Linked DNA regions of Mus musculus: region 1 is linked to region 2. The links are chromatin loops, found by intact Hi-C in ENCODE. Cell type or tissue: heart. All regions are shown on one strand. Links, peaks and the distances in the headings refer to the core of each region. The heading gives the core; the rest is flanking DNA.

Region 1 (2,911 bases), core at 152-2,651, 590 kb before region 2:
CCAATAAAAACAAACAAACAAACAAACAAATCCTTGCTTTACTCAAGTCCAGCACAGAACAAGACTGCACTTCTCCAGGCTTTGTGTGCTCCATGAACCAAGCACTCGGAGGGAGGGATTATCATCCGGTTTGGAGCTTTGATTCCTGGGGCAGTTTTAGCAATTTAGAGTTTGCACCCTCACTTACAGAAAAACATTGGTGTAAAATGAGCGTAGTGATTTAACCTTAGAATAAAAAATGTGTTGGGGACAATGAGTGAGCTCTGAGATGTACATCAGAGCGCTTGCAAACCCCTGACCAGTCTTGCGCACTGGATAAGGCCCTGAAGCAAGCAGGCTTTTTATAAGGTCGCCACACATATTCTTAGTGTCCTGAGAGGGGGAGCTGCCCACCCTTTGCTATGCCAGAAAGTTAAATAATCCATTAGTTTATTTATTTATTATGAATTATTTGTAAGATATTATGAAATTTAACCAAGTCATTTCTGAAGCCTTGTTCACTGCCATCTTTAACCCCCTGCTTTGTTTTTCCTGGGCTTTGCGTCTGAATCCTTTTCTGGCGTTTTCTCTTCATCCTCTTCAATTCCTCATTGAAGGCGCTCCCTTGGCTTAATATTTAGAAATGTCTTATTAGTATACTCATCAACACGAAAATGTATCAAAGAGCCAGATTTCTTTTCTGATTTCAATTACATACCTGTGGTCTTAAACCTCTCTTTTGCTTTGGGGTATATTTTCCTACCTTACAGCCACTTTCTTCTGCTTATAACTGGCAGCTAAGTTAGCCTAGGATACGGTTTATGGTGCTTTGTTTTCTTTCCCAGAATCTTCAACGCCTTTAAACCGAGTAACCTTATCTTTGCCTTTATTCAATGGTCGGCCTGCGTTTCAACTTCCCTTTCCTCCCTTATCTCAAGCTATTCTCTGAAAAAGCCCTACTCAGGTTAAATCGCTCTTCCGGGTGGCCCTTCAAGCACGGGCCATTTCTTCCTTACCAAAAGCAAGAGCACATTTTTTTTTTCCTTACCACGAGTGTTGTGTGTTTGCTGAGATTTCTCTCAGCACTGAACGCCATCCAAACGTCATCATTTTGCCATATGTACTTCCACACAACGTTCTCTAGTCCTGTCCACACCATTTGGGGGTCACATTTTGTTTGTTGACTGGCACTTTTTAAAATTGCTACTTGATTGGTCTGTTTTTCGTCCCAAGTGTCTGAGTTTCGAGAAAAGGAGGGCGTGGCACAGCGCGTGCGCAAACCTGTCTATACAGTACCTTGAGTTTAACAAAACTCAGAAATGCCAGAAGCCTTCCCCCAAGGGTTGAAGTCTCTCGCTCTCAAAGGAGACTTGGTCAGGTCAGGGGCAGGTTGATTAATAGGATCTGAGTTAAATGGCATGGAACCTGTAAGCCTGGCTGTGTGCAGTCTGACTAAGTGAGCTCTCGTGGTACACATCATTGAGGCTAGCTCAGGGAGAACACGAGATAGCAGACAAGAGTGGCACACATTTTTTTTTACTTACCAGATGTAGCACCACTTCTCCCCAACAGGTGGCGCTGGTTCTCTGTAACATTTTGTTCTCGCCCCTCCTCTCTCTTCCCCTCCCCTTTCCTCCCCTGCCTCTCTTCTTGTGTCATCTCTTCTCCCTTCCCTTTACTCCCTCTCTTGCTTTCTTCCCCCACTCCATGGGCAAGCATTTTAAATAACCAGATTGCGATTTGTTTTCCACTTTGAGTTTAACATCTCTCATGCTGGGCACTGGTTTTCATTTATTATCACAAATCTACCTCCTGGCGAGTATAATCGGTGCGGCCATTATCCCATACTGTCTTGGCGTTGACCCTGCCAGTTAGTAAGGTCTCTGCCACTAATTGCGATGTGACAAGAACCAGTCTCAGTCTCAATGTTAGAAGATGCCAGAGGAGTCACAGAACAGACTTTTGTAGGTGTGTGTATGTGAGTGTGTATAAGTGTGTGTGTATGGTGTATGTGTGGTGTAATGTATGTGTGCATGAGTGTGTGTATGTGTAAGTGTAAACATGAATGTGCGTGTATGGTATGTGGTGTGGTATGTGAATGTGTATGGTGTGTGTGTGTATGAGTGTGTGTTGTGTGAGTATGTGTTGTATGTGTGAGTGTGTGCATAAAAATTTGTGTGGTATGTTTGTGTGGTGTGTATGAGTATGTGTTGTGTGCGTGTGTGTGTGTGTGTGTGTGTGTGTTGCTTGTGTGTTATATGTATAAGATGTATGTTGTATGTGTTGTGTGTGTGTTGTTTGTGTGTTATATGTATGAGATGTATGTTGTATGTGTGAGTGTGTGTTGTGTGACTGTGTATGTGTGTGGTGTGTGAATGTATGTGTGAGTATGAGTGTGTCTGTGGTGTATGTGAGTGTGTGTATGTGTATGAGAGTGTGTATGAGTGTGTAAGTCTATACAAAAAGGATTTTGTAGAGGATTTTGTCTCATTTTTCTTTGTAGTATCTGGCCCCTGCTAAGTCCTCAGTAAGTATTTATTGAGAAAGTAAAACCTGGAATGAAAGAAAGGAAGAGATGAAGGACAGGAAGCAGGAGGCGCTTTACAGACTGAGCTGTGTCTTCACCTCTTCCCAATACGTTAATTACAATTTATATTGTCTCAAAATGTGATGGATCTCAGCACGATGATGAAGCTAAAAATGAAGCTTTTAGAATGACCTTAATGCAACCTTACTGAGGTACCCCATAAGGAGATGAACCTACACAGATGCCAGGGCACACTGGAAGTGAATGCAGAGAAAGAAAACCATCTGTGAGCCGAAGAGCAGGCCTGGGGAGCCCGAGAGAATAAGTATTTTTATAACCTACAGCTTTTGCTGAGTAGAGTCTGACTCCCAAGGGACTCCTCCCATTGTCCCACTGTGAAGTGCA
Region 2 (2,911 bases), core at 279-2,778:
CTATAGACAAGAACATATGAACCATGTACGCATGTGTATGTGAAGGCCTGAGAGGAAACTGGAGATCTGTCTCAATTGTATGCAACCTTATTTTTTGAGGCAGGATCTGTCAATTGAGTCCAGAGCTTACTCACGTTGACTAAACTAGCTAGGCAGTGGCTCTGAGACCCTTCTCTGTGTTAGAATTGCAGGTTGGCCACCAACCATATTCACCCAACATTTATGTGGGTTCTGGACATAGAACTCTGGACCTCGGGCTTGCATGCAAACACTCTATCCACCGAACCATCCTTGCCTCTGAATACAAACAAGATATTCACTAAAAATTTTATTTATTTATTTAATATATGTGAGTAAACTGTAGCTGTCCTCAGACACCAGAAGAGGGCATCAGATCCCATTACAGATGGTTGTGAGCCACCATGTGGTTACTGGGAATTGAACTCAGGACCTCTGGAAGAGCAGTCAGTGCTCTTAACCTTTGAGCCATCTCTCTAGCACCCAGGGTTTTGTCTTTTAAAAAGTGCTCTGTGACTACAACATTTTCAGTATCCTCTGCAGCTAGGCTATGGCAGATGTTATACATTTAATTGTCCAGGTAAAGGAAGAAGTATATGTTAGCACTTTCTTAGGCCTCATAACTATTGAGTGGGGGACATGGAACTAAACTTGACTATTGTCTAAGCTATGTCACTGTCAACTGTCTTCCTGTGCAGACTTTCAGAGCAGAGGAAATATATCAAAAGTTGTTGTTCCAGTTCTGAAAGAGTGTGTTGATGTGTGTTTGAGTATTGGTGTACGAATGTGTGTGTGTGTGTGTGTGTGTGTGTGTGTGTGTGTGTGTGCATATGAATGTGCCTGAGCCAGTGTGAGCAAGGGTCTGTGAGTGAGAATTTTGGTGGGTGTTGATTGTGAGTGTGTGCATGTGTGTGGTTGTGAGTGTGAGTGTGTGAGAGCCTGTGTATGAGTCTGTGTGTGAACGTTTGTGCTAGTATGAGTCCGTACATGAATGCTGCTTTGTGTATACGTGTGCGTGTGTTTGGGTTTGGTTGTTGATTTTTAAAACAGGGTTCTGCGTAGCCTAGGATGGCCTTAAACATTCTGTGTAGCTAAGAATGCCTCTGAGGTTTCGCTCTTTCTTCCCTGCCCGATTTTGCTGGACTGGAGATTTTAGCTTCGTGCATGTCAGGCAAGTACTTAGCCAGATGAGTCACACCCACAGTCCCTATAATAGAATCTTTTAATTAAGCTTATACAGGTTTATACACCCCCCCCGCCCCCCCAAAACATCCGAAAAGAGAGGGCAAGGTTAAAGGGCGCCATTGCTTCAGCAGCGCAGAAGCAGTAACGTGTTGAGGGATTAGGTTCGTGCTGCCATCTGGTGGTTGTACCGGGGACAACAACACAAACAGGACAAGTGATTGTTCATGCGCTAGAACAGAAGCAGAATTCAAGGCGGGCAGCTGGTCTCAAACGCTGGTCTTCTCTCTTGCCTCCGAAAATCTAAGACTGTTAATATTTTCTCTTCATTTCCCCACAAAGAGTTAGGAGTCTAAGATTCTTCTCAGGCGACTCCTAGAATCTAAGCAGCTCTGTTACCTTAAGCGCATGCAGGCTTGGGGAGGTGTCTGCCCACTTCTGTTCGTGCTGCTATTTCACTATACTGAAGCTTAATCTGGCTACGGGCTTGTCATTTTCCTTCTGGCTCCTCACACCAAGGACTTCTCAAGGATGCCCAACTGGGTGAGTCCTCCTTGGCTGGATGCTATATTAATAGGATTTGGGAAAGCAGGAAAGTGCAAGCCAAGTGTCACTAGAAGGAAGCTCTGATTGCCAAAAGGTGTTTCAGTTGCGCTACCACGCTGGTGTGACGTGAGGAGATTGAAAAGAAGTAAGCCTAGAAGGAGAATGGCAGGTGCAACTCCCCCCGCCCCCCCCGTCCCCCCCCCCCCACACACACACTAGGGGCCAAGGGCATGGCTCATGCAGTCCCTATAGCAACTGGGCCTCTTCAAAAGCAACAGCAGCCAGAATCATAGTCTTGGATTCTGCTTCAACAATCAAGGACTAAAGACATTTTTTTGGAAAAACAGCGTGCCAGTATTGAACTTGCATAGATTTGTGTTTCTAACCATTTTCTTTTTTTTTTAATTAGGTATTTTCTTCATTTACATTTCCAATACTATCCCAAAAGTCCCCCATACCCTCCCCACCCCCACTTCCCTACCCACCCACTCCCACTTTTTGGTCCTGGCGTTCCCCTGTACTGGGGCATATAAAGTTTGCAAGTCCAATGGGCCTCTCTTTCCAGTGATGGCCGACTAGGCCATCTTTTGATACATATGCAGCTAGAGTCAAGAGCTCCAGGGTACTGGTTAGTTCATAATGTTGTTCCACCTATAGGGTTTCTAACCATTTTCTGAAGGAATACGTAGACACTGTTTGCATAGCCGATGTTTTGTGTTAGATACTCCAAGTTACCTACAGACGCTTATAGTGTATGAGAAATGCGCACAGGTTATCTGCAACTGTTTTTCTATTGTATATGGGACTTAAACTCATACATTTAGTGATTCAACATGGGGAAGAATCTGAGATCAATGCCCCAGACTTCCAGCTTGTGATTCCTGGCTCTGGGCTCTTCAAAATCAAAGTCTAGGGCCAGCAAGATGAGTCAGTGGGTAAGATGCTTGCCGCCATGTCTCAACCTCATCTCCCAGGTTGTCCTCTAACCTGAACATGTGTGACGTGACATGGTGCGTGTGTGAGCACCCTAGAGAAATAAATACATAAATAATAAATATAAGCAAATCTATTGGTCTGTGAAAGACCATCCGTCTCAGATATGCTAGCAGAGAGCCGGCGAGAGGACCAAGCTCCAGAAGGCTTCACTCTGGGCTCTGGAAGAGAG

Evidence for each region. Peaks named below come from ENCODE experiments on the same cell type or tissue, not always from the same donor. Only the 100,000 strongest peaks of a DNase experiment are listed, where the experiment ranks them.
Region 1: it touches region 2 in a loop (8-fold over the local background); 6 of 42 quality-filtered maps call a loop at or near these places.

Annotation. Positions count from the first base shown.
Region 1 is chr10:21,419,687-21,422,597 of GRCm38, forward strand. No RefSeq gene overlaps it. Among named protein-coding and RNA genes, the nearest start is that of Aldh8a1, 44 kb to the left of the region's middle. In heart, for the core only: a CTCF peak has its summit at 1,545 (motif pointing right); no DNase peak of the experiment used is centred there; H3K27ac peaks cover 470 bases.
Region 2 is chr10:22,008,948-22,011,858 of GRCm38, forward strand. No RefSeq gene overlaps it. Among named protein-coding and RNA genes, the nearest start is that of Gm34267, 48 kb to the right of the region's middle. In heart, for the core only: CTCF peaks have their summits at 376 (motif pointing right) and 1,397 (motif pointing left); a DNase peak (open chromatin) is centred at 1,384.